6 separate regions of the Homo sapiens genome follow, and regions 2, 3, 4, 5 and 6 are each linked to region 1. A link is a loop called in an ENCODE intact Hi-C map of the cell type or tissue named here. Cell type or tissue: CD4-positive, alpha-beta T cell. All regions are shown on one strand. Each heading gives the region's core, and the rest is flanking DNA. Links, peaks and the distances in the headings are about the cores only. Region 1 holds the start of LOC102723413 (a long non-coding RNA gene). Region 2 has its middle 39 kb from the start of THORLNC. Region 3 overlaps LOC105373578 (a long non-coding RNA gene). Region 4 overlaps LOC107985941 (a long non-coding RNA gene). Region 5 has its middle 8.0 kb from the start of EN1. Region 6 has its middle 18 kb from the start of EN1.

Region 1 (5,191 bases), core at 518-4,517:
CTTTGCACGCAGAAAGAAGGCCGAGGCAGCCCAAGAAACGTGAATGACAGGAAAGCCTACTATATGCTGTCTTATGTTACTTCTCTGTATTGGCCAACTACTTATATTGAAAATGATGACATAGAAGTAAAGAGAATTGTAATTCCTTACTCATCAATAAAGTGAGCAATGTTGGTAGAATGTGCACACATCGAGTAAGATGAAAACAGTCGAGTAACAGAAACCTGATTCAAATTTTGCTAAGAAACAAAGGGAGAGGTTGTTAACTCATTTATGTAACTCAGGACTCAACTGAGATGCTCAAAATCTGTACTCCTTGAAGGGTTTGTTTTTGTCTGTGTCTCTCAGCTCTGCTTTTCTCCACATTGGCCTCATTCTCAGGCAGTCCCTCTCTACCTGGTGACAAGTCCAGTGCTCTATGATGTCATGGTCCTCATGTCTCATCATCCCAGAGGAAAAGGGTGTCTCTTTCCCCACAGATGTAACCAGGTTCCTGTGGAGGACACGGCTTTGCTAAGCCTGCCTGGCTTCTGTGTCCTCCTCTGGGCCTGAGTGCAGAGGGTGAGAGTCCACATCCCCAGAACCATGGGGACTGAACAGGATTACTACAGAGCAGCAAAGAAGTGGGGCACCAAAGGAAAGGTGGGTTGTGGAAGGGATGGAAAGGGGAAGGAGATAATACATTCATTTTGACAATTTGAGGAGGTCTAGATTCAGGACATCAGGGCTGTCATCCTGGTTCTTTGGGTTTCTTGTCTTTTGTCTGTAAAATCGGAAGGTTGGAATTCTAAGGCCCTCTGTCCACCATCATCTTTCTTTAATTCTATGAATAATGGACACATAAAGCAGAAGCTTTTGAAGGTGCCTCTGGGCATAATCTGAGGGGCAGCAGAGCACAGTGGTTAGAAGTGTGAACTCTGGAAACAGATGTGTCATTCTGTGTGTGTCCATCATCTCAGGATCTGCTCAGTGGGCGTAGTCTCACAGAGCCCCAGGCTCAGAGAGCCTCACACTTATTTTAATGCTCTGCTGTCACTGTCTTGAAATTCTCAACAATTTTATGTTTGAACTTATGTTTTGCAAGTGAATTCTGACAGACATTGGAGCATACATGAGAGTAGGGAAGATAAGCACAGTATGTTAAGCCCAATAATAATAATGGAGTATCTGCTGTTCCTTGCTACCTTATTTCCTTACAGAGTACACAACACCTTGTGAACACAGAATTCTGGTGGACCCAGAATATGTGGGAGTTCAGTGAGACTTAAAGAGGAAAAGGTGAGCATGGCATATTGGCATATCTGCATATCTACCACTGACTTTTCGCTTGGGCCAGAACTTGCTTTGAATGCAGAAAGCAGGCCAAGGCATTCCAAGAAACATGAATTACAGGAAAGCCTACCATATGCTCTCTTATGCTACTTCTCTGTGTTGGCTAACTACTTGTACTGAAAATGATGACATAGAAGGAAAGAGAATTGTAATTCCCTACTCACCAATAAGCCCAAGGTGAGCAGTGTTGGTAGATTGTGCATATATCAAGTGAGATGAAAATAGTTGAGTTGGTTTTGTGCAGCATTTCTACCATTCTGGAGAGAGTGAAATACACACACATGAGCGACAAAATAACGAATTGTGAAATTTTGATTATTCTGTATATGAGTTACATGCTCTTTTATTTGCATTGAAAACACATTGCACAATATAAAAATGAATGGTAAAACTCATACAATGACAACATTAAATTTTTTATTAAAATAACATTAAATAGCAAATTAAAACATCATAACAAGTTGAGAGAGAGACTTAGAAAGAAAGGAAAAAGCTTTATATTTTCATACTTTTAATGGCACTTCTTTCCCTGCTTTTGGAACAAAAGGCTCCACATTTTGATTTTGCACTAAGCCTCACAAATTATTTAGCCTCCCCCTGAATCAGCAAATGACTTTACCTCCTGGTGATTCCGTTTCTCTATTTGTAAAGTGGGCACAAACACAGCAATGTCTCCATTATTGGACTGTTGCAAGAATGAACAGTGCTTAGCATTCAGTAGTTGCTCAATAAACATAAGCTTTTATTATAAAAATGAGTTAGTATAAGACATATCTTTATGATGTGAAATAGTCAATCTTTTTTTTGTTTGTTTGTTTTTGAGATGGGGCAGGGTGGGTCTCACTCCTGTTGCCCAGGCTGGAGTGCAATGGCATGATCATGGCTCACTGAAGTCTCAACCTCGGGGCTCAGGTGATTCTCCCAACTCAGCCCCCTGAGTAGCTGGGACTACGGGCATGCACCACCATGCCTGGCTTTTTTTTTTTTTAATTTTTTTTATTTTTTTTATTTTTAGTAGAGACAGGCTTTCGCCATGTTGCCTAGGCTGGTGGATTATTAGATCTTAAATTTCCCTCGATGGTGACTTTCTGTAAACCAAACTTGATAGCAAACTCCCCTCTTCTATACTTTTCCTATGTTGGAAAAGTTTATTGGAGTAGTTTGAATTTTTCACTGTAGTTTCATTAATAGGCTCACTTAATTTACTACTTAAATGATGCCATTGGCATTAGCAGAATACTTTATGTAGTCAGCAGCAGAACAAATAAAGTTAAGAAAAATATTTTAGGGGGAGAATATTGGGGATCAATCTTTTTTAATTCCAAATAAAAACTGAGGTAAGGATTAAGCTATTAAGTGAAAAAGCAGAAAAGGACATTTTCTACTTCTCAACAACAGATGGCGATGTAGCTAAGCAAATAGAGGACATTGTTCTCGGAGAAATTCTGTCTTCAAGTGCGAGGAAGCAAAGCTATAAACAACATATGGAAAACAATGAACATTTTAATTAGGTGTTAATAACTGAATATTGAATCTTTGTCTTCCACCTAACTCACAACAATGTTATGACAGCTAATTAATAAGTGATTGTAAAGGAAATGATTAATTATTTAGAGTAATAATTAGAATAGCTTACATGCTTGTAATCATAAAATGGTTTTAAAAGTAGACAGAGGCAAAGCAAGTTATTATTCTGTTGTTACAAAAATATTGCGGTGCCTCTTTCAGGATGATTCCTATTGTCATTCTGCATTGTCTGGATTTAATAAACAGGCACCATCATGCTTTTTTTTCCCATCAAGTTTCATTTCAGCCATGGAATAGAAAATCATGTATGTGTGGTTTTTAAAGGATTTTCTGTCATACTTATTTGAAATTATGTACATGGGAGTAAACTGAAGGCCTACCCATGTGGGGGGAACTTTTTGGAAAGATATTAACCACAGAACGAACCAAAACAAAACCCTGGACCAGAAGAATAAAGTCTCCCCCTAGAGTCTCTGTCTGTAGTGTCTGATTCTCATATATAAAATCAAAACTAAAAAGCAAGTGTATAATCCCAAACTTCTCCTCCTCCGCCTTCTCATTCTGTATTTCAAATCTCTTTGAACTGTCTCATGTCTTCAGGATATAATGAAATCCCTTGCTCTGGAAGGAAGCCACAATAGATATATTTCAAGACCTTTCCCTTTCCTTTCTGCTGGTAGCAGAGCTAATGTAGTTTACTTACTAGATGAGTCACCATGGATGCTGATACACTCAAGCCAAGTCTACCCTAGTGAGGGGAATTGGAGAATTGTGGCAATTATCTCATAATTTAAATAAACAAAGCTTCCCTCATTTTTGTTTCGGTTACCTGAATTTTTCAAGTGAATGTCTAATTTTAGTTTTGAATTATTAGAGGTTGTTCTTGCCTCAACCCTCTTAGTAGCTAGCAGAGCTCTGGACGGCTTTGAGGTGAAGTGCTTTAAGAATGTGCACCCAAGGCAAATGTATTCTGTGCTTTCTATTTTATCATCCCAAGCATTTCTACTTGGCATTTGGGGAAACAATGTGAATAACTCAAGTCTAGGATGAAACATTTCTGGAAGGCAGACAATATTGAGATCTGGAAATGGTTGTTTGGAGAGCCTAGATATTTCCAATCAGACAAAGACATTCATAATACCATGTCCTTCCAGACAATATGGACCCCAACACGTTTTGTGTGGACCACATGTTTCTCGGCTGGCCCCAGTCCAAGCCACCACCTGTACTGAAACTTCCAATTGGGAGTTTACGGCTGATCCTGGCTACCTCTCTTAATCACATCTTTCTTCTCAGACCATGTCCCCACCTTGCCAATGTGAATTCCTCCATCTTATTACCCCTCACTTAATGCGAGTGAACATTCGAGGGAGATAGAGGAGCTTTGCAAGTGTAAGGCATGGCTGTCATTTCCGGGTCCTAAAGCATCATATTGTTATTTAATACTTATATTCAATGTCTTAATTATTCAGCACCTTTAAGCCACAATTGTTTGGCTTCAAATAGAACCTGGGTGATGGTAGTTGCTAAGGTGTGAGCCCAAAATGACTATGATCTGCATTTCTTTTCATAGTGTGCATTTTTGAAGACTGACTCTCAACTTTCAGCTTTTGCCACTGCCTGTGATATGTCTTGCTCTATGTGACTCAGCATGAAAGGCTCATCTGGCAATCCCATCTCTAATTTCTTATCATTTGCCAGCAGGAGATAGCTATGTTGCCTGTTCAGAGAAGGAGCATCTATCTGATTGACAGGATGCTGTGGGTAGAAGTGGACGTTGGCAGTTGACGGACCTGGGTTTGAATCCCATCCTTTCACTTCAGTCACGTGCAATATTTCTTACCTTCCCTGAACTTCAACTTTTATTTCTGTAAAACAGGGATAATAATATATATCTGGCAGAATAGTGATTAGAAATAACTTGTGTAAAGTGCCCAGCAAAAGGTGAATGCTTAATAATGGTAACCATTGTTAAAACTTCTCTTTATGCAACAGGAGAGAAGATATTTCTATTCTTTTGCTATTATGCCTCATTCTCCTTTCTCCACCGTAGCAGGACTTTACCCCTCAGTTACATATTTTCTAAAAACATACTGTGAGCCCAACACTGTAGGGAACACAAATAACATGTGGTGCTGTGACTCTGTCTTTAATCAATTATGCTCTTATGAAGAAAAGACAAAATGGACATGCATGAAACACAATAATAATAATATCTAATATAGATGGAGAATTTTACTCTGTGACATATTTGTGTTAATGCTTTACAAATTAGATCTCATATCCTCATCACAATCATCCAGTCAACAAAAGTATTGTTGTCATTCCAATT
Region 2 (5,191 bases), core at 599-4,598, 100 kb after region 1:
CTCTCTTACTGCTTTCTGAACGTCTCTGAAATTGCTATTGAAACTCTCACAGAAGGTTGTAGGCTGTGAATAAAAACCACAAGAGAGGATCTCCTTTTTTTATTTTTAAATTTTACTTTAAGTTCTGGGATACATGTGCAGAATGTGCAGGTTTGTTACATAGGTATACATGTGCCATGGTGGTTTGCTGTACCTATCAACACGTCATCTAGGTTTTAAGCCCTGCATGCATTAGGTATTTGTCCTAATGCTCTCCCTCCCCTTGCCCCCAACCCCACGACAGGTCCTGGTGTGTGATGTTCCCCTCCCTGTGTCCATGTATTCTCATTGTTCAACTCTCACTTATGAGTGAGAACATGTGATGTTTGGTTTTCTGTTCTTGTGGAGGATCTCCTTTTTTTTTTTTTTTGGTGAGTAATGGCAGCATCATTTGAAGTGTCTGCTTTCCCAAGGTGTGCACTGTAAAAGGGAAGACACTCAAGTCAATGTACAAAATGAGCCTCACTGTTTTATAATCACCCAGCCTGCATTACCTTTTTTGCTGTTTATAAAAATTATCACTGTGAGGTAGATAATGAAAGTTGTCATTAACAGTACCTACTTTGTAAAGCCAGTAACTTTATATATATGATTTATTGTGTTTTCTTATAACCTCCACTTTTAGATGAAGAAACTGTGGCTCAGAAATTACAAAAAGTGTCTAAGATACTAAGCTAGGAAATGGCAAAGCTTAAGTGCAAAGCAGGTCTACCAAACCCCAACGCTGAGCTCTTTTCACTGCACAATCCTTTTTGGACAAGTACTACTTTCATTTGTGAGGAAACTGAGACCCAGCAAAGCAAGGCATCGACCAGGGTGATAAACTCAGTGATCTGCTTCCTGGTCCCCAACTGTTGCTCCAAACTTTCTCCTCCTTCCTATTTTCTGACAAAATCTTTCTAGGCGATGGTGGTCTCCACAGATGATGCCTATCTGTCTGCGTGTGTGGCAGGCACAGCTCTCATGAATGCTCTTGGATAAGGATGCACAGTCATCTGCATGCCTGTCCCTTGCTCAATGCAGCCTCTGGCAGGAAGGTAAGAAGTAGGAGCTCCAGGGCCGTGCTTGTGCAGGGAGCCCTTGGTGTCCTTGTGTCCTGGCTTTTACCTTGTTCTTATATTTCTTGGTCCTAGTCTAATGCGAGTTGTCCATTTAAGCCTCTGACTCTAGATTTTCTCTTTCGCTTCTGAGTTAGACTTTCTTTCTTCCTACTGAAGCCCAGAAGGGACAAAGTCTCTTGGGCTTTTCCTCTTTTTGGAGGTTTGTTCATCCCGTTGGGGCTGTCAAAACTTTAAGCAAGTGGAATGTGGAGGCAGAGCTTTCTCCCACAAAAGACTGTGGTTCAACCAGTCTGGTTCCTGAAAAGTGGGGCATAAGATGACACCCAAGGGGATACATCTGATAAGGGAGGGGACAAAAGTCCAGAAAAAATGATTCCAGGCACATACGAATGTTTTGTGTGTGGGTGTGTGCATGCGTCGGGGGTGCTGGTAGCTTTAATAGAGAACCTGAGGACTAAGACTGGCAAATAAATGCTGACCAAAGTCCCCAGTTGTATAAAAGTCATGCGTATTTCCACAGGTAGCCAGTGCCCTGGATGACAGGTCTGGATGACCCAAGAAAATGAGAACAGGAGGGCCTGGCTACACCTGACATTACTGCAGGGGCATGCTGGAACCTCGGCCCTTGGGCATAGGTCAACCAAAACGTACTGCAAAACACAGCTGGTTTGTGAACTTGTGGCTCTTTATAGTCTGCCCTATTTGATTCCCATTGGTTCCAGAAGGCAGCGTAGGCAGCCCTCAGATGGATGCTTATTGTGAACACCAGTGGTGTCACAGAAAGGGGTGAAGCCAGTCGGCACTGTCAAATGTCTGTGAAAGCCCTAGGCAGTGCCTGGCTAGTGTTCAGTAAGAGTTTGTTACACACAGAAACTAGCTGTGGCAGGAGATTATACATCTGTATAAATATTGAAATATATCTATGTCTTTCTGTGTGATCAGATCGTGCATAAAGGGATTATGATCAGCTGTAGATGTGTGGTTTTCCCTGATGGACTGTGGATCCATTCCCTTATCTATGACTCATCCCTGTTCTCTAACACAGCAAAAGGTCTCAGGCTTCATTTTTCTATAAAAGGTTTGCTTATCCCAGCACTTTGGGAGGCCGAGGCAGATGGATCATGAGGTCAGGAGTTCAAGACCAGCCTGACCAATATGGTGAAACCCCGTCTCTACTGAAAATACAAAAGTTAGCCAGGCATGATGGCACATGCCTGTAATCCCAGATACTCAGGAGGCTGAGACAGGAGAATTGCTTGAGCCTGGGAGGTGGAGGTTACAGTGAGCCGAGGTGATGCCATTGCACTCCAGCCTGGGTGACAGAGCGAGACTGCATCTCAAAAAACAAACAAACAAACAAACGGTTTACTTAGCTGAGCTGCGGATATTGTTTAAATGCTTACATTATTACGTTGTGTTATGATCTGTTTATCATGTTGAGGCATGTGGTTTGAGAATCTTCGTTGTGGAAGGTTTGAATTTTTAAATGAAGAATTAAGAGTTTCTCCCTAGGTTATGTGGGCCATGACATATTTCTGGGTGAGGAAACAGCATGATGAAAGCCATCCTTGGAACCCAGCTTCCTACATTTCTTATCCTTAAAAGGCATTCTGATCCCTGTGGCTGACTTTTGCCCCCTGCCTTCGTCTTGGACATTTGGTCTTAGTTTTTGCTTATTACTGTATTATTTGCGTAGGGCTGCTGTAACAAACAACCACAAACTGGATAGCTTAAAGCAACAGGAAATTATTCTTTCACAGTTCTGGAGGCCATAAGTACAAAGTCAAGGTGTCTGCAGGGCCATGTTCTCTCTTAAGGCTCTAGGAGTCCTTCTTTGCCTCTTCCTAGTTTCTGGTTGCTGGCTGGCAATTCTTGGCAATCCTTGGCTTGTAGCTGTGTCACTGCAATTTTGGCTTCTGTCTTCACATGTCTGTCTTCAATTATGTTTATGTGTTCATGTGGATTTCTTATAAGGGCACCAGTCACTGTATATAGGGCCCACTCTACTCCAGTATGACTTCGTCTTAATTAATTACATTTATGATGAGCCTATTTTTAAATAAGGTCACATGCTGAGGTTCTGGGTGGACATGAATTTTGGAGGGACATCATTCAACCCAGTACACTTACAGGTCTCTGGAATATGGATCTATTACTTTTTGTAGGGACTCATATCTCTGCTCCCTAACTCAGGTTTTACAAGAATAAAGTTTTACAGAAGTACATCCCCCAGTCTGAAATCTGGAGGAGTTCAGAATTTGAGTAACTGGGTCTGTCCCTGGTATTGCTATAATTAGGTTACCTTTATTCCTTTATGAATCATTAACTTTGAAAACTGCTGGTTCTATCTGTGACAACCAGTGATACATCATCTTTAACCAGTCTGTACCACCATAAAAAAAAATGTTGCTTAAGTCCTAATTTATTGCTCCACGACACAAATGGTGCATCTCTTACAAACTCAGCCAATTTTAAGGGTGATTTCTGGGCTGCTTAAAAAGGCTTCTACTTGGGAGGCTGAGGCGGGAGAATGGCGTGAACCCGGGAGGCGGAGCTTGCAGTGAGCCGAGATCCCGCCACTGCACTCCAGCCTGGGCGACAGAGCGAGACTCCGTCTCAAAAAAAAAAAAAAAAAAAAAAAAAAAAAAAAAAGGCTTCTACTGCCAGCTTTTGGAAAATCTTGCTTTAGAGATTATTATTTTCTGTTTCAGGACAAATCCACGAATTTGGCCTATTCATGTTAGCTATAGTGAGATGATGCCTCTCTTGTCCATAAAACTTGAATACCCGGGTGTCATAAGTGATTTTTCTGAAGTTAATTTTTCCCATACTTTGAGTTATCAGTTTCTGACGTGCTGGTGTGCATTTCAGTTGAGGTTTTATTACATTGTGTTGGCAGCACATTATGTTTTTTACACATGGATTTGATTGAGAAATGAAACTGGAATAAGAATGAGGTAGCAGCAGCATCTGCTGGAAGACTCAACTATTGCTGTTGTCAATCAGCCTGATTGATTAAATATGGTGATACACATCTTTATTAAAATGAAATACTTCTTTTGAAAAAATACCATTATGCCAATAAATTATATGATTTTCCTGAAGAATGTGTCTGAGGAAGTGGTCTGTTGGTGGAGCACGATAACTCTAGATAGCTGTGACAAATAGGAGAGTTCAGATTAGATCTGGCTGATTTTGCAAATGGAATTTGTTTTTTTTTTTTTGTTTTTTTTTTTTGCATATGGAAGAAGTGAACCAGCATTTTGGGAGACTAAACCGTGTGGGAAGGTTGGAGTTTGACTGGATCCCCAAACATTGTCCCTTAATTTCTTGATATCCTGTGGTCTACTTGGTTTTAAGTCATCTGGTGTCACCCAGACCTTCTTTGAAATAAGAGAAAACATCCCGATAAACTGAAGTTTCATTGCTTTCATTTTTAACTCAAACCCATTTTAGTTAGCTGCCATTTTACAAATCTGGAAAACTGAAATCCAGAGATGAGAACAGGGATTCTTGAGAATAAGAGTGGATGGATTATTTCACTGACGTGGATCAGTACCCAGCAAACATTATCCCTGCCTGCAAAACTCTGAAATTTGTAGGAACTTCAAAGAGGAGGTGGTGAGAAGTCGAGTATTTGATCATTATGAGCCCAAAGAGGTAAAACAGAAAATCTGGACTGCTTCTTGGAGGGAAAAACCAATGACTTCATTGGTCCAGTTCAATTTTAATTTGGATGATTTTTAGTCTTGTTATGGTCACTCTGGTCTCCTTGGCTGGGGCTGAGTCTTCTCAGAGTGTTGATGATTCACATTGGCTCAGGTCAGCCAAAATTCCAGGGACACCCCTGGCTCCAACCGAAAAAAATGTCTCCTGTTAGAATCCAAAAAGGTGTTGCATTGATGTAAAATGCAGAGTTTCAAAAGAGGGCTTTTCAAGCAAGTAAGTGGACAATAAGAAAGGAAAAGCATTTTAGAGTAATTCCTTCAGCACACAGAATGCTTCTACCGCAGGACTTGTGTCAAGACTCGTCTTGTAGGATTGAGATATTTTCAGCTGTATCTAATTTAAGTTTCAGCTTTTCCTTACAG
Region 3 (5,191 bases), core at 501-4,500, 160 kb after region 1:
ATTTCATTCATGTTGCTGAAAATAGCCAAGATATGGAATCAGCCTGACTGTCCATCAATGGATGAATGGATAAAGAAAATGTTATATATATATATATACACACATATATATACACACACATATATATATACACACATATATATACACATATATACACACATATATATACACATATATACACACATATATATACACACACATATATATACATATATATGCACACACACACATACACACAAGGATGTCATTCTTTTTTGTGGATGAATAATATTCCATTGTGTGTATGTATTACATTTTCTTTATCCATTCATCCACGGATAGACACTTAGGGTGATTCCGTATCTTGGCTATTGTGAATAGTGCTGCGATGGACAGGGGAGTGCAGGTACCTCTCTATATACTGCTTTCCTTTCTTTTGGATATATACCCAGTAGTGGGATTGCTGGATCATATGGTAGTTTGTTCTATTTTTAATTTTTTGAGGAACCTCCATACTGTTTTCCAAAATGGCTGTTCTGCTTTACATTTCCACCAACAGTGTATGAGGGTTCCCGTTTCTCTGCATCCTCTCCAGATGATATCTCATTGTCGTTTTGATATGTATTTCCCTGATGATTGGCAATGTTGGGCATTTTTTCATCTACCTGTTGGCCATTTGTGTTTCTCCTTTTGAGAAATGCCTATTCAGGTTTTTGCTCATTTTTAATCAAATTATTATTATTTTGCTATTGAATTGAGTTACTTATCTATTCTGGTTATTAGTTCCTTATTGAATGGATAGTTTACAAATCTTTTCTCTCATTATGTGGGTTGGTTCTTCACTTCGTTGTTTCCTTTGCTGTGCAGAAACATTTTTGCAGGATGTGATCCCATTTGTCTATCTTTGCTTTTGCTGTCTTGTTTCCATTCATTTTTGCAGCTCCTGTGTCCACAGTGGTGCCAGGCTTCCACCAGATTTTGTGCAATGCTGACTAGTGTTTGCTATTGGGTGTGTGTTTGTGTGCATCCATCTGTCTTTCTAGGCATTCCCTCAGAAGGGGCGGCAACACGTGGTAGGGAGTCAGGCTCTATCTGCCCTGGAGGGCTTTGCTCTCTCCCTTATACCCAACCTCTGCTCCTGATCTGGCAAGCCGGCCTTCATCACACCAGCCTCTGCTCCTTTCTCAACCCTGGACCCTGCTAATTTCCATCCTGTCGTCTCCCAGAACCTCCCCATCCCCCAGGTGAAGTCTAAAGTTGCTTATGGATAGTGAGGAAGTTGACTATCAGGAGTAGCTGATGTCTGGAAGGAGAAAAAATCTTCATGGTAGAGGAGCATGAAACTGCATGGTGGAGTGACAGTGGCTGGGAGGGGCTTTTCCAACCTCCGTGTGCTCTTTCTTTTTCTTTTTTTAAGTCTTGTTTCCATAAGTGGTTCCTTTGTCCTTTCTCAGATACTTCACATCTTCATGCTCCCTGGCCTGTATCTAAATATGCTCTTGAGAAAGAAGACATTATCCATTTTTTATCTATCAATAAGAAAAGAAGCCACAAGGTTTCACCTTCCCAGTCTGGTCTCTGATTAGGGCCTGGAAGGCTTTTCCTTATGGATATTTCTGATGTCTGATGTCGGGGAGGTTGGCATGCGAGTGGGGGTAATATATACCCCTGCATGGCTGAAAATCCTCCCTGGATAGAGCTCCTTCACGCCCAGCTCGTTGGCACCCATCCTACAACTTCTCATCTATACATTGATCTCCTTCATTAGTGGACCACAAATGGTTCACTAATGGACCATTAGTGGTCTGTTAGTCACTGGCAGCTATATGAAATTGCAAAGCGACAGATTTTGTGGCCCTCCGTAGGTGTTTCCATGTGAATGATGGGCTGAGCACACACGAGAAACCTGAGTGACTGAAATGCAAGGATGCACATGCCCCCTGCATGCAGGACACATGCATGAACATGGACTTGCCTGGACCAAGAGAAGGATTGAATGAGGGCAGTAATTCGTCCTTGTGGGGGATTCTGGAGAGGCTGTCTTGAGGAGACAAAGGAGCAGACCATAGCTAGAAGACAAGAATGGTTAGGAGTGCTCTAAGAAGGGAGCAATACCTCAGAATCTCAGTAGGGAGCCCAACTTGGAAATGGGGAGAAGTCCAGACCAAGAAGAATTGATGGCCGGGCATGGTGGCTCTTACCGGTAATCCCAGCACTTTGGGAGGCTGAGGTGGGTGGATCACCTGAGGTCAGGAGTTCGAGACCAGCCTGACCAACACAGTGAAAGCCCGTCTCTACTAAAAAAAATTTAAAAAGTAGCCGGGCTTGGTGGCGGGCACCTGCAATCCCAGCTACTTGGGAGACTGAGGCAGGAGAAGGGCTTGAACCTGGGAGGTGGAGGTTGCAGTGAGTTAAGACGGCATCATTGCACTCCAGCCTGGGCAATAAGAGTGAAACTCCATCTCAAAAAAAAAAAAAAAAAAGAATTGATGGTGAAACATTCACTTTTCTGCCCAGAGAAATTTCCTTTGCTTTCTGGATCCCATCTGCCTTCCCAGCTAGTTCTGCCTACACAAGCCTGCTCTAGCCCATAGGGACCCTCAGTTAAAGTAGAAAAATATGCTTCAACTGGGCTGACCTGGCCCTGCAGGCACACAGGTTGGCCAGCAGATGGCATCTTTGTGTGAATTGGAAAAACCATGGCACAAGGCTTCGTCAGCCCCGTGCTGAATTTTAGATTCCCCTGGTGCCTTCAGCAGAGCATCCTTGTTCAGGGTGGACCTGCGCAATTATACAGAACAGTCTTGTCTACACCCCTGAGACCCACCTTGTAAACCTTCTCCCCATTCTCTGGACACATCAGCCCCCTTCACAACTCCATAATCTTAATACGTTCTGTTCTTGTCTTCCTCTTTGCAAATTTCAACTCATATCTCCAGAGTCAGCTCAAGTGTCCCGCCGTCGGCAACACTTCTGGGCTTGATGAGGTAGAGTGGAGGCTCTGAGTTCCTGCATCACAGCAGTGAGGGGCACTGCTCATCCACCAACACACACACACACGCACACACACATGTCTTTTTCTGAAACTAAACTTTTTCAAAGCAGTGTCTTCACTAACAATGTGCAATACACTAATACTTTCTATTCAATTCCATTCTGCTTTTATTAATTTCTTTTTAAATTTTATTTTAAGTCCCTAGGTACATGTGCAGGATGTGCAGGTTTGTTACATAGGTAAACATGTGCCATGGTGGTTTGCTGCACCTATCAGCCCATCACCGAAGTATTAAGCCCAGAATGCATTAGCTGTTTTTCCTGATGCTTTCTCTCCCCCTGCACACCACCCCACCTCCCAACGGGCCCCAGTGTGTGTTGTTCCCCTCCCTGTGTCCATGTGTTCTCATTGTTCAGCTCCCACTTATGAATGAGAACATGTGGTGTTTGGTCTTCTGTTCCTGCGTTAGTTTGCTGAAGATAATGGCTTCCAGCTCTATCCATGTCTCTGCAAAGGACATGATCTTGTTTCTTTTTATGGCTAAATAGTATTCCATGGTGAATATGTACCACATTTTCTTTATCCAGCCTATCATTGATGGGCATTTGGGTTGATTCCATGTCTTCGCTATTGTGAATAGTGCCGCAGTGAACATATATGTGAATGTATCTTTATAATAGAAGGATTTATGGTTCTCTGGGTAATTGCCCAGTAATGGGATTGCTGGGTAAAATGGTATTTCTGGTTCTATGTCTTTGAGGGATCACTACACCGTCTTCCACAATGGTTGAACTAATTTACATTCCCATCAACAATGTAAAAGCGCTCCTGTCTCTTCACAGCCTCACCAGCATCTTTTGTTTCTTGACTTTTTAATAATCGTCATTCTGACTGGCATGAAATAGTATCTCGTTATCTTTTTGATTTGCATTTATCTAATGTTCAGTGATGTTGAGCTTTTTTTCATGTTTGTTGGCCGCATAAATGTCTTCTTTTGAGAAGTGTCTGTTCATGTCCTTTGCCCACTTTTTAATGGGGTTGTTTATTTTTTTCTTGTAAATTTGCTTATGTTCCTTGTAGGCTCTGGATATTAGACCTTTGTCAGGATTCCATCCTGCTTTTAAAATGCTGGTTGTGACCTATTAAATTGATTTCCCAACGCATGAGAGTCGCAGCTCTCAGTGTGAAAGACACTAATTGAAACCACCAAGAGGTAGGAGTCTGAGAAAGTGCTGGCCAGTGAGTGCACCTGAGGGTTCTGTCTTTGGATAGGCATGGGAGGGAATGGATAGTGTCTGGGGTCAGTGAGGAGGTGGTCAGGCCTGTACTCAGATGTTTTCCTTTCCATGGCCATGAGCAGCAATGTCGCCAATGCCCAGACATATTTCCACCTCCCATTTTGAGCCCTGTCTGGCACCTAGGACCTTCCTGCTGCCTCCTGGGAACCCCCTCGTGGTGGCTAACGATGGCACTATCCCTTCTCTCTGTCTCTCCACATCTGAGGCACTCTTTCTACTATCCCAGTCTTGTCACCCAAGGCCGTGGAAGTGAGGGGATATGTCTTATCCATTCTTACATCCTCAGTACTTGCAGAGTGCGAGGCCTTCGGGTACTCAATGAACACTGGCTGAATAAATGAATGAGTAAATAAATAAGTGGGTGACCGTAGCACCAGAGTTCTGCTGAGCGAGGAGTTGCAGGGACTGCCAACTCAAATGCCTTCAGGGATCAACAGGCAGGTAACATCATTCCATGAAACAGGCCAGGTGGGAGACATAGGAGACAGCCACGAAACCTCTGGAAGGCCAGTGTCTCTGTATGACATGTTCCTCTTGCAGCTGTAACAAATCACCACAAATATAATGGCTAACAACAGAAATGTATTTTCCTACAGTTCTGAAGACCAGATGTCTGATCTGAGTCTTACAGAGCTAAAATCAAGGTGTCAGCAGGGCTAGATTCTTCTTGAGATCCCAGGGCAGAGTCTATTCCTTCTCTCTTCTACCTTGTGGTGGCTGCCCATGTTGCTTCACCGGTGGCTACATCACTCCAGTCTTGCTCTGCCATCACTGTCTCTGCTCTTTTGTGTCAGATATCTCTGTATCTTCCCCTTATAGGATCCTTGTGGTCATAATTAGGGCCCATTCAGATTATCTAGTATAATCACTGCTTCTCAAAATCCTCAATCATATCTTCAAAGTCCTTTTTGCCATATAA
Region 4 (5,191 bases), core at 799-4,798, 1.1 Mb after region 1:
GCCTATCACCTGAGTTCAGGAGTTCGAGACCAGCCTGACCAACGTGGAGAAACCCCGTCCCTACTAAAAATACAAAATTAGCCAGGCGTGGTGGCAGGCATCTGTAATCCCAGCTACTCGGGAGGCTGAGGCAGGAGAATCACTTGAACTTGGGAGGCGGAGGTTGCAGTGAGCTGAGATGGTGCCATTGCACTCCAGTCTGGGCAACAAGAGCAAAACTCCATCTCAAAAAAAAAAAAGAGAGAGATGTGTTGCAAGAAATCGGCTTACGTGACCGTGGGGGCTGGATCCATAGCGCAGGCTCTCAGGAGGGGCAGTCCAGAACTCTCAGGCTGATGCTGCAGGCCACAGGTGGGATTTCTTCTCAAGAAAGCCTCAGCTCTGCTCCTAAGGCCTTTCAACTGATTGACTCATGCCCACTCAGATTATTGAGGGCTATCTCCTTTATTTAAGGTTAACCGGCCCAGTGCAGTGGCTCACGCCTATAATCCCAGTATTTTGGCAGGAAGATTGCTTGAGGCCAGGAGTTTGAGACAGGACTGGACAACAGAGCAAGAGCCTCATCTCTACAAAACATAAAAAAATTAGCCCGGTGTGGTGGCACACTCCTATACTCCTAGCTACTCTGGAGGCCAAGCCGGGAGGATCACTTGAGCCCAAAAGTTCAAGGCTATACTCCTAGCTACTCTGGAGGCCAAGCGGGGAGGATCACTTGAGCCCAAAAGTTCAAGGCTGCAGTCAGCTATGATCAAGCCACTTATACTCCAGCCCAGAAAACAGAGTGAGACCCTGTCTCTAAAACAACAACAACAAAAAACCCCAACCAATTGTAGATATCAACTACATTGCTGTGGCTTGAATGTCTCCTCCAAAACTCAATCTGAAACTTAATCCCTAATTTAATAGTATTGGCAGGTGACAGGGCCTTTCAGAGGTAGTTGGGTCATGTGGGCATTCATGGATTAATGGGTTAATAGATTAATGGGTTATCATGGGAGTAGATTAGCTATCACAAGAGTGAGTCTGTTACAAAAATCCAGCTTGGCTCTCTCTTGTGAGCCCCTCCCCATACGATGCCCTGCACTGACCATTAGCAAGAAAGCCTTCATCAGATGGACCCCCTCAACCTTGGACATCTCAATCTTCAGAACTCTAAGAAATAAATTTCTTTTCTTTATAAATTGCCCAGTCTCTGGTATTCAGTTATAGCAACAGAAAATGGACTAAGATACACATCTACGAGATACCTCCACAGCAACTCCTAGATTAGTGTTGATGGAATAACTGGGGATTGTAGCCTAGCCAAGTCGACACCTAAGACCGGCCCTCATGTCACCCAAGGACAAGACAGCGAGGTCCTGAAGAGTTTCATGAAGAGGAGGGGAAGGAGAGAGTGGGGAGCTCAATGTGGACCCCTCAATTAATTTCCCAAGTGCTCAATGAGGCCTGCCCCACCTCTCATCCAGCTCCTTGGCCAGGCCCTGCCCCCACTCACCTCTCTTATGTGGGACACGTGAGCCCCTCCAGTGTGCCAGGAGCACATGGGTACAGGCACACATAGAGAATGCCGTGTCCACAGGAAACCCAGTGAGCCTGAAGGGCCTTGGCGTGCCATTTACAGGTCACTCACTTGGGCCAGGCCTCACTAGGGATGCCAGGGTGAACAAGACGTGGCCAGTGCTCTTGAAGGGCTCCCACCTGGTGGAGGTAGCAGACAAGTAAGGGGACAAAGGCCCCTCAGAAGTACACATCTGGTGGGCCGGGCGCGGTGGCTCACATCTGTAATCCCAGCACTTTGGGAGGCCGAAGCAGGCATCACTTGAGGTCAGGAGTTCGTGACCAGCCTGGCCAACAGGTGAAACCCAGTCTCTACTAAAAATACAAAAATTAGCCAGACGTGGTGGCGCGTGGCTGTAATCCCAGCTACTCGGGAAGCTGAGGCAGGAGAATCACTTGAACCCGGGAGGCGGAATTTGCAGTGAGCCGAGATCACGCCATTGCACTCCAGCCTGGACACAGAGCGAGACTCCATCTCAAAAAACTAAAAAAATAAATAATAAAAAGTACAAATTAGGTGTGGTTATCGCCTGGAGAGCCAGGAGCATCCTTGGGAGGGGACTTGGGGAGGGGTCCGCTGGGCTGCTCTAGCCCACTCTGGGCCAGAATCGTGATTCTAATTGCAGGTAGGCTTTACCCTATCAAAGCCCCCTGGGCTGGGGACTCTGTGAAGAAGCAAGATGTGCTTGAAACCTCCCTCTCTGCTGAAAAATCTAGACAAGCTCCTGACCGGCTGCATTGCTGCTTCAGCCCCTCCTCAGGGAAGCGGGAGGCCCTGGGTCTCTACGGGTGCTCTGTGAAAGACTGCAGAGGCTGGTGGGGCTGCATTCCTGTCTGTCTGCCTAGGACAGTGCCTACTGACTTCTGACTGCTGCCCCATGGTCCAGGGCTCCAGGTACACCACTGCAATGTCACTTTGTGCTTGGGGTTCCAACTAGACAAAAGCCCCACGTTGCACAGCCCTTGAGCCGTCCCGGGTAGCATGCCCCCTGGTGGCCGTGGGCAGTTATTACCGTTAATCCTTTCTTGCCCAGATGCCTCTAGCGTAGGCCACAGCAGCCGGCCGGGTTCGTTGTGTCTGGAAAGACCAGAGAAGGGTTCCCGGAGAAAGAGGCCGTCTGATCGGAGTTTTATGAACCAGAGGATAAAGAAAGGAAGGGATTTCTGGGCCTCAGAAAACCACATGCCAACGCATGGGGGTATTAAGGATAGGGGCTCTTGAACGCCCAGGCTGGTAAAATCTAGAACGGCAGAGGGAGGAGGGGTAATTTTTCTGGTTGGTAGAAATAAAGTGGGGATGAGGAAGAGCACGAAAGTCTGTCGGCAAACCTGAAAGTGGGAGCGAGCTTTTGTCAAATCCAGGGTCAACCTGAGCTCTCATTAATTGGGAAACTGGAGAGTCAGATCCTCTAAAGAAAGTGGAAATATTTGTTCTAAAGAACCCCTGCCAGGTCCCCGTTTACGTGACTCATAAAGAGGCCTTCAGGCAGAAAGGATCCCAGTGCACCAGTAACAGAAGGGCTCCAGGACCAGAGGGAATGGACAGGGAACCACCACCCACACCAAGCACAGGCCCATTGTCGGCATGAGGAGCCTCGCCCCTGCAGATCACCTCCCAGAGGGGAGCGGATCAGAGATTAAATTCCACACCTTTCTACAAAATCATAGCAGTTTGAAAGTGCCAAGGGGAGTAGGTGAGGAGGTTTCGAGGCATGTATGCAGCCGTTTGGAGACACCAGCCATGTCGCCTGAGTTTTCTGATGTAATCCTCATAACAACCATTCCAGATTTAAGTGATTAGTCCTGTTTTACAGATGGGGAAACTGAAGCTCAGAGAGGTTAAGCAACTTCCCCAAGGTCATACAGTAGCCAAGTAGCATAAGTGGTATTCGAACCCAGTTCTATTTGGAGCCTTCACAGGCTTTTTGCTGCATTCCACAAGAGTCTGTATATTCAGAAGCAAGTCTTCCACAGCCATCATAAGTCATCCTCACAGCCGGCTGGCAGGGAGGGAACATTGCCACTGTAGCTGGGATCATAGATATCGTGGTCTCCATTTGACGGATAAGACTGAGGTCTGGAAGAGAGTCAGTCAGTCTGTGTGATAAGCCTGAACCACCCTCTCCTTCAGTTCCTCCCCTAACCCAACATCCTCCGGGTCTGGAAGGACAGTGTCTTGAGCAACTTCTTGCAGCTATACTTCTCCAGCTAATAGTCTAGAAAACCGAGCCTGGTCCCGAGTCTCCTCCTCGGGGTACGAGCCGAGGGCACTGATGGGGGTCAGGAGGTGCTGGCTAAAAGACGGTGGTGCAGGTGCCCCTGGCTTTAAGCGCGCCCAGGTTATAAAAAGCTTGGTTCCCATGCTGGCCCTAATTCTCCATGCACTGAGTACCTTAGGTCCCTTCTCTGGGTCTGTTGCTCCCCTGTAAAACAAGGGGGTGGGAGAAATGACCTTCAAGCTCAAACACCATATGTCCACCTGGGTTGGTATAGCAGATTGCATTAGTTTGTTAGGACTGTTTTAACAAATGCCACAGACTGAGTGGCTTAAACAACAGACATTTATTCTCTCACAGCTCTGGAGGCTGGAAGTCTGAGATCAAGGCAGTGGCTGGCAGGGTTGTTTCTCCTGAGGCCTCTCTCCTTGTAGCCACCCCTCTTCTCCCTGTGTCTTCACATGGTTGTCCCTGTGTGTGTGTGTCTGTGTCCTAATCACCTCTTCTTATAAGGACACCAGTCACAGAGGATTACCGGCCACCCATAGGACTTCATTTTACCTTAATTATCTCTTTAAAGTCTCCATCTCCAAATTAGTCACATTCTGAGGTACTGGGAGTGAGGACTTAAACATACGAATTTGGAGGATAGGACACAATTCAGCCTATAACACAGATAGAAGACACTGCTCATTTTAAAAAAGAAGTAGCAGGCTGGGCGCAGTGGCCCATACCTGTAATCGCAGCACTTTGGGAGGCCGAGGCGGGAGGATCACCTGAGGTCAGGAGTTCGAGACCAGCCTGGCCAACATGGTGAAACCCCGCGTCTACTAAAAATACAAAAATTAGCCGAGCATGGTGGCATGCTCCTGTAATCCCAGCTACTCGGGAGGCTGAGGCAGGAGAATCACTTGAACCTGGGAGGTGGAGGTTGCAGTGAGCTGAGATCGCACTGCTGCACTCCAGCCTGGGTGACAGAGCAAGACTCCGTCTCAAAAAAAAAAAAAAAAAAAGAAGTAGCAGTCCCAGCCCTTTAACAGCGAACTTCTGATACATTTAAAACAGAATCTGATTCTCACTTTTTCTTCCAGGCCCACTTCAATGCCACTAATGAGGCCTATCTGTCTGCAATCTGATATTAGAGGCCAAAAATAATCTTTCTATTTGCCACTTACTGGGCACCAATGTCCTACCTGACACATGCTGGCTCAGGTGGGGGAGGAGGTACGGTCCCTGGCCCTAGGAACGCTCCATCTTAGAAAGAGACAGAATGTGCTGGGGTCAGAGTAAAAAGTGCATGGGCTTCAGCAGCAGATCCCAGCATGGCTACCACCAGCTGGGGGACCTTGGGCAAGAGCCCCCTGTGAGCCTCAGTTTTCTCACCTGGTCAATGGGACTCACACTACTGCGGCACACAT
Region 5 (5,191 bases), core at 655-4,654, 810 kb after region 1:
TACAATTCCCTATTTATTTTTCTTCACTTTAATCTGACATCCCGCTTTTTATGCTTACACTGAATCCTACCCAAACCCCAGAACCCAGACCCGAATTTGGGTTTAACCCCTTTCTCTTTCGCCGAAAAAAAGAAAAAATCCGGAGTTAATTCAATGTCTACGCCTGAATTTTCTTCTATTTTTTTATTTTGCTTTTCTCCCTGTATGGCTCCCTCCCACTCCCCAAAAAATTCCCCGAGGTCGGTGTTCTCAGGCCTAGGGGACCCTCTCCCACCCCTGGTCCCCACCTGTCCGAGTGGCCGCTCTCGCCTGGATCCGGCTTGGCGCGTTCGGTGTCCACACAGACTGGCCTTGGGCTTGTGAGAGTGTGGGAGCGATTGAGGAGGGGCCAGCGCGGCTTCTGGGTTCTGCTACCCCCACCCCTCCGCTCAGTCCGTGGTCTCCAGGAGGTCTGAACCCGACTTCAAAGCTGGGAACGGAAAACGCCAGAAAAGAAGAAAAAACACAACATCCAAGTCCTTTGTGCAGGAACGCCCCCGTGACTCCAAAACCGTTCTTTTTGCTTGTCCCAGAATTAACTGTCTTCCTTCTCTTCCCTTTGACTCCTGTAGGGGTGCGGGTGGTTGTCCCGGGGCTCTTTTCCCACTGACCCTGGAAAAGGAGACAAAAGTTCGCGCACCTGGCTCTCGGCGCCTAGGTTTTCTGCCTCTGCCGGCCCCGGAGCCCGATCCAGGCCGCGCCTCCCTGTTGCCCAAGGGGCGTGCATCTTTGGGACCCTCTTCCCGGGGAGGTGCAAGAAAAGCTCCGGGTTCCAGCAGAGGTCGGCGCTGCAGGGCCCAGGCGGGAAGATGTGGAAGGAAAAAGTTTAGTACAGAAGGTGGGGCGGTAAGGGAACGGAAAGTCTCAAGAGCCTGGGAGCGGGGGAGAGGGGCGAGAACCCGTCTGTCTCCCCCACCCCGCCCACCTCCTTCCTCGTATTGAATCGGATGCGGGGGGCGGGAGGGGGTCACTGCAATGCCAAGGCCTTCTCGGGCCATCTTCCCTGTTCCCCTGCTCCAGCAGAAAGCTGGGAGGGGAACGAGTGTGTAGCCCCGCGCGTGCGTGTTTGTTCGTGACTCAGAGGCTCTGGGTGGGTGCGTGAGTGAGTCCAAGTGTGTGCCCGAGTGTGCACGCAAAAATTGCGTTCGTTTTGTCTCTCTAATTCTCGTGTGGTTGCGCTTTGCTGTGTCGGTGTGAAAGTGTGTGTGCGTGTCCACGTGAATAGTCTCCATGTGTGCGTGTCAGTGAGTGAATTTGTGTGAGAGCTGGGGAGTGACCGAGGTTTTGGAAGTGAAATATGTGAAGTTGGAACGACCCTAGGCTCTGACCCCAAACCTCACCTTTTACCCTATCTCTCCCTCCAAACCACCCCCTCCACCCCCGCCATTGAACTATGCCAGGGAAGAGGAGACAGTTGTTTAAACCCGGATTAAAATAGCAACTGGTTTTTTGTTTCCCACCAAGACCCACCTCAGCAGCTCTGAGCCCTGATTGAGGGGAGGGTGGGCCACACGTGCCAAGGTCAAGATCAAAGGGACCTTAGGGAGCGCAGAGACCAAAAGCCCGCTCCACAAATGAGGCAACTGAGACCCGAAGAGAGTAAGGGACTAGGTAGGGATCCCACAGAGGCCGCCACTGGTCTCAGAGCTCGCCAAATCCCGCTGGGAAGCCGCGGGCGTCCCAGTTTTGTTCTGCAGCCTGAGTCCCAGATGAGAGCGCGGGGGATGACGGTCTCCTACCCCAGGCTTCCAACTCCACTCCATTCACCCCCAGGAAGGGTTCACCCCCTTCCCGGTGGGTGTCGGAGGTGGGAGGAAGGAGGGAAGGTGATCTCTTGGGGCTGGGAATGTAGTGGGGCTGAGGGCGAGAGGGAAGCACAACCCCTCCCCTTGTCGGATCCCACTTAGGGCTCCTAAGATTCCCACCTCTCCTCCACCCACCAGGGGGTTAGCAGCATCCTCTTCGCCCCCGCTACAACTGTCCAAGCGTGAATGGTAGTTAGGGGTAGGGGGCTCGGTAAAGGGAAGGCTGGGCTCACTTCCTGCGGGGGGACTGGGGGTAGGGATGGGGTAGGGGTGGAATACCGGCCACAAAGCCATTCCAGGCACGTCCCTCCCCTCCCGCGCCGATGACTCCCGCCCCAAAATTGTTATGCAAAGGAGTCAAGTATGTGATCTTCTGGCGATCAAAGCGGCAAAGCCAAATATTAGAGGAGCAGTCAATAATGGATGAGCAGATTAAGAAACCCATCTCGCGGACAATTATCGCCGCAATTGAAAAAGCTCACTTTTTCCCTTATTCTCCATCCCACCCCCATTTATAAAAGAAAAAAAAAATAGGCGGAAGGATGGGGGCTGGGGCTGGCAGCCGAGGAGGCTGCAGGGACGCGCATGGAAGAGCCGGTGCGTGGGAGGGTTTGCGGGGGGGACATCGCGCCCCCTAGGGGTGACCCCAGTGGGTCCCGTGTGCTCTCCGCGGAGCCGGCGGAGCCTTGTCCTCTGCACCCGGCGCGCAGCGGCCCCTTAAACAGTGGAACCGTGAGGCCGCTCTAAGCCGAAGGGCTGGAATCTGGGTTTCTCGGGTTTTATTTTAGACCATTCGGCACCAAGCCCGAGCTCCCCCGCCGCACCGCTTCCAGTCCCCTTTCTTTCCATAGAGCGACCCGAAGCCGGCGGTGGCGCAGGGAGCCGAGTCTGATGAGCTCGCGGGCGGCTGAAGGCCGGCTTCCCTGTGGGGAACGCGCCACCTGTCGGCGCCAGTGAGAACTGCGTCTGTGTGGCGCCCTCGGGGTATTCGGGGCTGCGGGGAGATGTGTGCCTGAAGCCCTGCGCTTGCGGTGGGGACGTCCGGCCTCTTTCCTGGCAATTGACCCCTGAGGCGGGAGAGACAACGGAATTCCCACAAAGGGATCCTTCTCGGGATCTCCCCACCTCAAGACAGCTAAAGCTGGAGGAAAAGCCCCTCCGGGGGGTGGGGGGTGCGGGTTTGCCCTGCGATTCCGAAAGCAGAAAATACCCGAGCCACACAGGGACGGGCGCCGCGTTGGTAGTCGGGGCTACGTTCCTACTCCCTCTACCTCCCCCGCGCTGTGTGACCCTGGGCGGAACCCCGCTGCTCTCTGGGCCTCAGTGTTCTTATTCGTAAACTGAGGGCGTTGGATGAGATTGGTCCTCTCCCAACTCTGACCTTGAAACTGATACTGAATCTGAGCAGCGTCTGTAGACACCTGTGCCTTGCCTTCTATTTCTAGCCTTGAATAAATCCTGGACTTTTATGTGCCATTTATATCCTAATCTCATATATATTTAATGTATAACTGCTGCCATTATTGTTTTCTCAATTGTCTAGGTTTTCATTTGGATGGGGTTAGGATGGTCCAAATTATCCCGATAAGTGCCCATTAACTTAAACCTTTTTAAAAAATGAAACCAGTAAAACTTCATTCACTTTGCAGTGTGGACACTGCTGGAGAGCACCCATGTCGTGGGTCCAGCGAGGACACAAGGAGGGGCTTAGAGACATGCGGGAGGCTTAGATGAGAAGACAGCACCCGGGCAGCGGTCAGTGTTAGAGAGAGGACCCGTAAGAAGGGCCGAGGCTAGAGGGAGAGCGAAGACTGAGCCAACGACGCACCTGAGCCCTGGGGTGGGGGTGGAGACGTGGCTCCTAACCCAAATCTCCCTGCCAGGCAGTGTCCGACGAGCATCGACGGCAGGCGTCGAGACCAGTGCAGGGTAGCTCAGACCTCAAGCCACGCTTGACCTTTCCATGAAATGAATAAAACTCGAAAGCCAGGGAAAGGGGACAGTACTTTGATCCGGAGATCGCTTATAACCTCTGCTTGGAGTTCCGAGTTCGTGCGGCTCAAGGGAGGCTACAGTCCAGCAAGCTCTGGGCTCCAAGCGTGGGGACGGCAGCCCCCAAGCTTGGCGCACCCCTCGGGAAGCCCCGGAACGGTCCTCGCCAGACATAGCCGGCTGTCCTGGTCCTTAGCTTCAGGCTGGCGGCGCAAGGCCAGAGCGGCTGCCTTCTAGGCACCTGGGTGGAGGTCTCGCATAGCATTCCCTGAGAAGCGAAACTGCCCTTGGGGCCGCAGCGAGCCTGCCACATCGAACTGGAGACCCTCTGCTTTCGGGATAGATGGGACGTTTCTGCTCTGTCCTTCTTGGAGTCCCGGAATCGTTCTGGGGCCGCGTGCTGCCTGGAGGCGGTGAATTTCAGGGTCTTGAGAAGCCGCGCACACACGGGATTCTGGGCGAGCGTCCCGTCTCTTAATTCCTATTAAGAGACGGGAAAATCGAGGGACTGGAGGTCCCATCATTGTCGCGTGAGCAGCCTCCTGAACACCAAGCGAGACCTGAGGGTTCCGCTGGGGCCTCGCCCTGACACCCGGGCCCTCCGTGTGGTCGAGAGTTTGCGCCCGCTCCCGCTAGGGCAGCGAGGTCCCACTTGCGGCCGGCTGGGGCATGGTGGCACCGGTTGTCTACTCCCCACTTGTGACACCGACAGCTTCCAACTCCTCAGACCCACCCCGTGGAATTCTGGACTTTGTGAGGGCCGCCGGGGTCCTGGCCCTGGGGTCAGCTGCCATCTGACTAAGCCAGGACGGCGGAGCTCCAGGCCTTGCTCCAGCACTGCCGGTGCGTCGGGGCCCGCGGAGAGCCCAGGGCGGGAGCTGTGGGCTGAGCCGGGTGGCCGCGTGGACACAGATGCCCGGCCGGACTGAGCGGCAGCCAAGACTCTCCGTCCATCCCGCCGCTGGACTCGACTCTCCCAGACCCGCCACGGAACCCAGATTTGAGCACGCAAGATAAAGACGCCAGAGGCGAGTGCGCGGCGGAGAACTGGCCGCGACACGGGAAGCTTCTGGGGCGCAGAACGCTGGCTCCGACTCGCGCGGCGCAGACCAGCTTCTGTGGTTGCACTCAATTGAACAACAGGCGGATTTACGTTAAACTTTGTTTTCACCTTTCACTAAGATGTTTCCAATTTACCAAGGGGATAGAATGAGAGACAGAGATGTGAGAGATACAGAGAGAGAGATAGAGAGTGCAGGGTCGGGGGAGGAGGCAGAGAGCGGAAGCGGTTCTCTTTAGGGGTCTCCACCTTCAAAAGACGACGGAACGATGGTAGCCAGCTCAGGATCTATCAG
Region 6 (5,191 bases), core at 828-4,827, 820 kb after region 1:
CTTTGCTTTTCCTTTCTTCTTTACAGTGAGATGCCTGATTGTCACCGTGTCCAGCCTCTCATCTGCTTTCTGGTTGGGAAAGTCCTAGCACAGGGAGATAGGTGGCATATGCAAGCTCACACTGTCAGTCAGTGGCAGGCAGGGACTGACTTCTGGGCCAGTGGCCTTTCTGCCTGGTCATCTGCCTGCTGCTTCTTTGGATAAAAAGAAAAATCTACATGCAAATCCTGCAATTCAAAAATATGATTCTTCTCCCTCTGAAACCTTCTCAACTTCACAGGCGACCTTGCAGGTGTGTGGTTTCCATGCCACATTATACAGTTATAAACCCAGGACAATGGGCCAGTCAACAACCATGTCCCCTCCACACACATGAATGGGAGCTGATGTCTGAGAACTTTTAGGAAAAAGTGGGGAATTCATATGCACACATCACTTTGGTAACTTTCTAACAAGTTGGTTCTGCTGTTATTGTTGTTTTAGTCAGCTCCAGCCAAGATTCTTGCTGCATCATGAAACATTTGCTTCCAAATTGGGTAAGTCACCCAGTGAGACACACCTGATAGTGAAGATAAGATTTTAGCAACAACTCCTGCCTTTTTGCTTTCATGAAGTTGTGTTTCACTAGAAAGCATTGCCTTTCCTAGGAATTTCATAAATAATTGACATTTTTTAAAAAACATTTTGGTCCCTTTGGTTGGTGGGAAGGGAGTAAGGAGAGTGGGGCTGGGGAGATGGAGAGGGACCAGGGAGAGAAGCAAGGAGAGGCTGGAGCAGGAGGAGAGGAGCCTTCTTCTTCTTTTTTTTTTTTTTTTTCTTTTTGAGATGGAGTCTCTCTCTGTCACCCAGGCTGGAGTGCAGTGGCGCAATCCCAGCTCACTGCAACTTGCCTCTGCCTTCCGGGTTCAAGTGATTCTCCTGCCTCAGCCTCCAGAGTAGCTGGGATTGCAGGCGCACACCAACACGCTCGGCTAATTTTTGTATTTTTAGTAGTGACAGGGTTTCACCAAGTTGGCCAGGCTGGTCTTGAACTCCTGACCTCAGGTGATCCGCCCACCTCGGCCTCCCAAAGTGTTGGGATTACAGGTGTGAGCCACTGTGCTCACCCGAGAGGAGCCTTCTAACGGGGAGAACGGGCAGGCTTAAGCTGTCCTGTGCAGCCCTGAGCTGCATCAAATAAATCAGCTTTATTTGATGATTTTCAACATCAGGGGGCTCAGATGACTCCCAATCCTTATTAGGTATCTGTAGTTCCATGCTGGCTGCTGTTTTTTCCATGGACTGTGGGAACCCAAGAATTTGTGTAATAATTTTGGTTAATTCTCTTAAGAACACACTCTTACTTCGACAGGATGTTTAGGAAGTGAGGCTTCTATTCTGATGTAGAGAGCCTTTCTCTCCCTCCAAGGGCTGCCAAAATTACCCCTCCATGGGCTGCCAATCTCTCTCCCCCTACATTCAGCCTCTTCCACACTGCAGGCTCTTTGGCACTGGTGTGGGGTCTGGGAGCTGAAATGTTCATCATTTCTCCCAGATATTAGCATGTCATCAGGTCCCACAATAGCACAAGGGGCCGAGTTTATATCAGAAGTCCATAGAGTAAAATGGGTCCAAGGCCTGTAGAAACCACCAAACTGAAATCCTTCCTAAGCCTGCAGGGGCAAAGTGGAGACAATCCCAATTTCTGCCCAGCAGAAACCGCTCAAGCTTGTGTAGATGAGAGGCCCCCTCCCAGTGTGAGCAGGCTAACCCGGGTCCAGAGCGGCGGAAGGAATCAGCGCTCCAGGGCTCCGAGAGTCGGACGATTGGCCCCGGGGAAGCCAGTTTGCTGGGAGGCCTGGTGACCTTGGCTGCTGAGTACCCCTCCAAGCACAGTCAGGGAGGCTATCAGGCAAGTCTACAATGGGTCAAAGAAGCGGATCCTCTGTCCTCTTGGTCTGCGACTTTTCCCATGAAGGACAGACCTCGTAGCCTACATCCCTCCATAAATTCAGATCTACCCCGTGAGTAAAAAAGAGAGAGAAGGGTAAGTCCCATTTAGGGTTTAAAGGATATGAGACCTAAAAGGAGCAGATGGTAGAATTTCAGGCATTATCTAGCAGGTGGCAGAGAATCTGGGGGAGTCCAGGCTGTGTCAGCGCTGCCTGACAAATCATCCTTCCACTCAGAACAGATGCTCCTGGACGCTCATATCCTTGTACTGTATGGAGACTGCTTCTCAGAGCTGACTCCATGTGATGTGGCTTTGTGTCTGCTCCCCTGAGGATGGTGGCTCCTCACTATCTGGGGCTGTTGAGCACTTGAGATGTGGCTGGTCTGCATTGAGGTGTGTTGTCAGTGTAAAATGCACACCAGATTTCAAAGGCTTAGCAAGAAGAAAAAAAGATTACAAAGTATCTCATTCCCATTTGGAAAGGAGCTCTTTGCTCTAGAGAGGTCCTGCAGCCTTTCTTTTTTGCTGAGAAGAAAATTTTGCAGTGAGTGTCCTCTGAGCAGGTAGGCCTACCTGTCTCTTCTGAAACTATTTTGAGAACTTGCTCATTACTTTCCTTCTCTTGTTAGTCACATGCTCAGAAGCACCTCAGAATTTCAGTAAAATTTCATTTCCACTGGACAGGAACCAAAAGGCCGAGAGTAGGCTGGGAGCCCCTGCTGACAGGAACCAAAAGGCCCAGAGTAGGCTGGGAGCCCCTGCTGACTAATTTCTAAATACTGGTTTCTGGTGACATCGTATGGCCACTTCTTGATACTACACCGGTCACAGGCTGTGTGCAGGTCCTGAGTTCTGCAGTCCTGATGTCACCCACCTCTTGCTGAGTGGGCCAGTGCATCAGAAATCCTAAACTTGTAGAAGGCTGTCTTTCCAACCTCCATTTCTCCTCTCACTTCTCTCCATCTCATTTCAGTTCTTCCACATCTATAATATTGGGCCTGTCACCCTAAACCACTGGGGAAATGGCTGTGGACTGAGGGTTAGAAGAACCTTGAGTAGAACTGAGTAGTTTTAGGAAAACCATTCAACATCTCTGGGCTTCTCCTCCTCAAGGTTATAGCGGATGACCTCTAAAGTCACTTCTGGCTTCCCAAGTTCATAAATCTAATGGTGGAATTTGAGACACTGATGAAGAAGACTCAAATACTGCCTCATTGGTGGTGACCTACAAGAAAGGCCCAGTCTCGAGTCTAACTCGCAGTTCAGGAGGTGACCCAAACATGGAGCTGAAGTGGCCAAATGTGATTTCTTTCCTTTTTTTTAAATATTGGATCTGTGTCTCTGGAGACCAACCATGATTTCTTAGGAGATGATAATACTCATAAATGCAATTGTTGTCAATTGTTGCATATATTATCTCATTTAATTCTCACAACAATCCCATACATTAGGCATTATCACAATTAAAAATACCTAATATATTTAACACATACAAGAGATATCTATGTATGTGGATATATATGTATACCTACCAATGAATGTGTTTAAAATCAAACCATAAATACTTAGGAACTACTTTCAAGAACTAGAACAACAGTGATTCTATGTTTATGAAACTCCAATACAAGTAAAAGTAAACAATATGTAATAAAGGCTGTTTTTAAAGGCAATGAAGGCCAGGCATGGTGATTCACACCGGTAATCAAAGCACTTTGGGAGGCCAAGGTGGGTGGATCTTCTGTATATACGTGTCTTCCCTGTCCCATTCCCTTGCCTCTGCCCAAACTAATCACTATCCTAAATTTTATATCTTTGCCTTTGTTTTTTTGAGACAGGGTCTCACTCTGTCACTCAGGCTGGAGTGTAGTGGCAAGATCATGGCTCACCGCAGCCTTGACCTCCTGGGCTCAGGTGATCCTCCTGCCTCAGCCTCTGGAGTAGCTGGGACTACAGCCACACACCAACATTTCCAGCTAATTTTCGTGTTTTTTTTTTGTTTTTTTTTTTGTAGAGACGGGGTTTCACCATGTTGCGCAGACTGGTCTTGAACTCCCGGGCTCAAGCGATCTACCCACCTTGGCCTCCCAAAGTGCTGAGATTACAGTTGTGAGCCACCATGCCTGGTCTTCTTTGCCTTTTAAAAACTGGTTTTATTACATGTTGTTTAGTTTAACTTGTATTTGAGTTTCATAAAAAATGATATTCTATGGTCGATGGGACTAGATTTTTCACTAAGTATTACTTCTCCAAGATTCGTCACTGTTGCATGCATGTAACAGGGCTTGAGTCAGGTTATCAGCTGTATAAGAGTTCATTGCTGGAATAAATCTCATTTTATTTATCTATCCCCTTGTCAGTGGACATTTGGGTTGTTCCTAGCTCTTTACTTCTGTGAACATTCTTGTTTTTGTCTCTTGGTATACATGTGTAAAAATATCTCTAGAACACAGTAAAAAGATTGGTGGTTGCCAGGGGCTTGGAAAGTGGTGGTGAATAGGTGAAGCCCAGGGAATTTTTAGGGCAGTAAAACTATTCTGATATATATATATATACATACACACAACATATATATAAAATATATATATAACATTATATATAATATATAATATATTATTATATATAATATATATAACATTATATATAGTATATATGACATATATAACATATATTATATATAACATATATAAAATATAACATATTATATATAACATATATAAAATATAACATATATTATATATAACATATATAAAATATAACATATATTATATATAACATGTATAAAATATAACATATATTATATATAACATGTATAAAATATAACATATATTATATAACATGTATAAACTATAACATATATTATATATAAAATATATTATATGTTATATATTATAAATAAAATATATTATATGTTATATATTATAACATATTATATAAATAATATATAATATATAACATATATTATATAAATAATATATAACATATATTATATAAATAATATATAACATAACATATATTATATAACATATAACATATAACATATATTATATATAACATATAACATATAACATATATTATATATAACATATAACATATAACATATATTATATATAACATATAACATATATTATATTATATATAACATATAACATATATTATATTATATATAACATATAACATATATTATATTATATATAACATATAACATATATTATATTATATATAACATATAACATATATTATATTATATATAATATATAA

What was found. A loop is a pair of places that touch in the nucleus more often than their neighbours do. Peaks named below come from ENCODE experiments on the same cell type or tissue, not always from the same donor. Only the 100,000 strongest peaks of a DNase experiment are listed, where the experiment ranks them.
Region 2: it touches region 1 in a loop (4-fold over the local background); 9 of 110 quality-filtered maps call a loop at or near these places.
Region 3: a loop joins it to region 1, with 2.4 times the contacts of the local background. A loop is called at or near these places in 25 of 110 quality-filtered maps.
Region 4: it touches region 1 in a loop (23-fold over the local background); 4 of 110 quality-filtered maps call a loop at or near these places.
Region 5: a loop joins it to region 1, with 14 times the contacts of the local background. A loop is called at or near these places in 99 of 110 quality-filtered maps.
Region 6: a loop joins it to region 1, with 8 times the contacts of the local background. A loop is called at or near these places in 99 of 110 quality-filtered maps.

The regions. Positions count from the first base shown.
Region 1 is chr2:118,044,105-118,049,295 of GRCh38, forward strand. It overlaps LOC102723413 (a long non-coding RNA gene), which reads left to right and starts at 462. Exons shown (of 3, transcript XR_923247.3): 1 at 462-642; 2 at 1,200-1,278. In CD4-positive, alpha-beta T cell, for the core only: CTCF peaks have their summits at 2,702 and 2,901; a DNase peak (open chromatin) is centred at 2,757; H3K27me3 peaks cover 435 bases.
Region 2 is chr2:118,144,959-118,150,149 of GRCh38, forward strand. No RefSeq gene overlaps it. Among named protein-coding and RNA genes, the nearest start is that of THORLNC, 39 kb to the right of the region's middle. In CD4-positive, alpha-beta T cell, for the core only: no CTCF peak of the experiment used is centred there; no DNase peak of the experiment used is centred there.
Region 3 is chr2:118,200,259-118,205,449 of GRCh38, forward strand. The region is part of intron 2 of LOC105373578 (a long non-coding RNA gene); the gene reads right to left. Among named protein-coding and RNA genes, the nearest start is that of THORLNC, 16 kb to the left of the region's middle. In CD4-positive, alpha-beta T cell, for the core only: CTCF peaks have their summits at 2,656 (motif pointing right) and 2,855; a DNase peak (open chromatin) is centred at 2,653.
Region 4 is chr2:119,172,096-119,177,286 of GRCh38, forward strand. LOC107985941 (a long non-coding RNA gene) reads right to left here. Exons shown (of 3, transcript XR_001739665.2): 3 at 1-3,634. Among named protein-coding and RNA genes, the nearest start is that of C1QL2, 16 kb to the left of the region's middle. In CD4-positive, alpha-beta T cell, for the core only: CTCF peaks have their summits at 2,549 (motif pointing left) and 2,748; a DNase peak (open chromatin) is centred at 2,536.
Region 5 is chr2:118,853,049-118,858,239 of GRCh38, forward strand. No RefSeq gene overlaps it. Among named protein-coding and RNA genes, the nearest start is that of EN1, 8.0 kb to the left of the region's middle. RefSeq lists enhancers at 347-882, 4,379-5,140, 5,141-5,191. In CD4-positive, alpha-beta T cell, for the core only: a CTCF peak has its summit at 2,784; a DNase peak (open chromatin) is centred at 2,773; H3K4me3 peaks cover 863 bases; H3K27me3 peaks cover 4,000 bases.
Region 6 is chr2:118,862,584-118,867,774 of GRCh38, forward strand. No RefSeq gene overlaps it. Among named protein-coding and RNA genes, the nearest start is that of EN1, 18 kb to the left of the region's middle. In CD4-positive, alpha-beta T cell, for the core only: CTCF peaks have their summits at 2,695 and 2,894; a DNase peak (open chromatin) is centred at 2,728; H3K27me3 peaks cover 889 bases.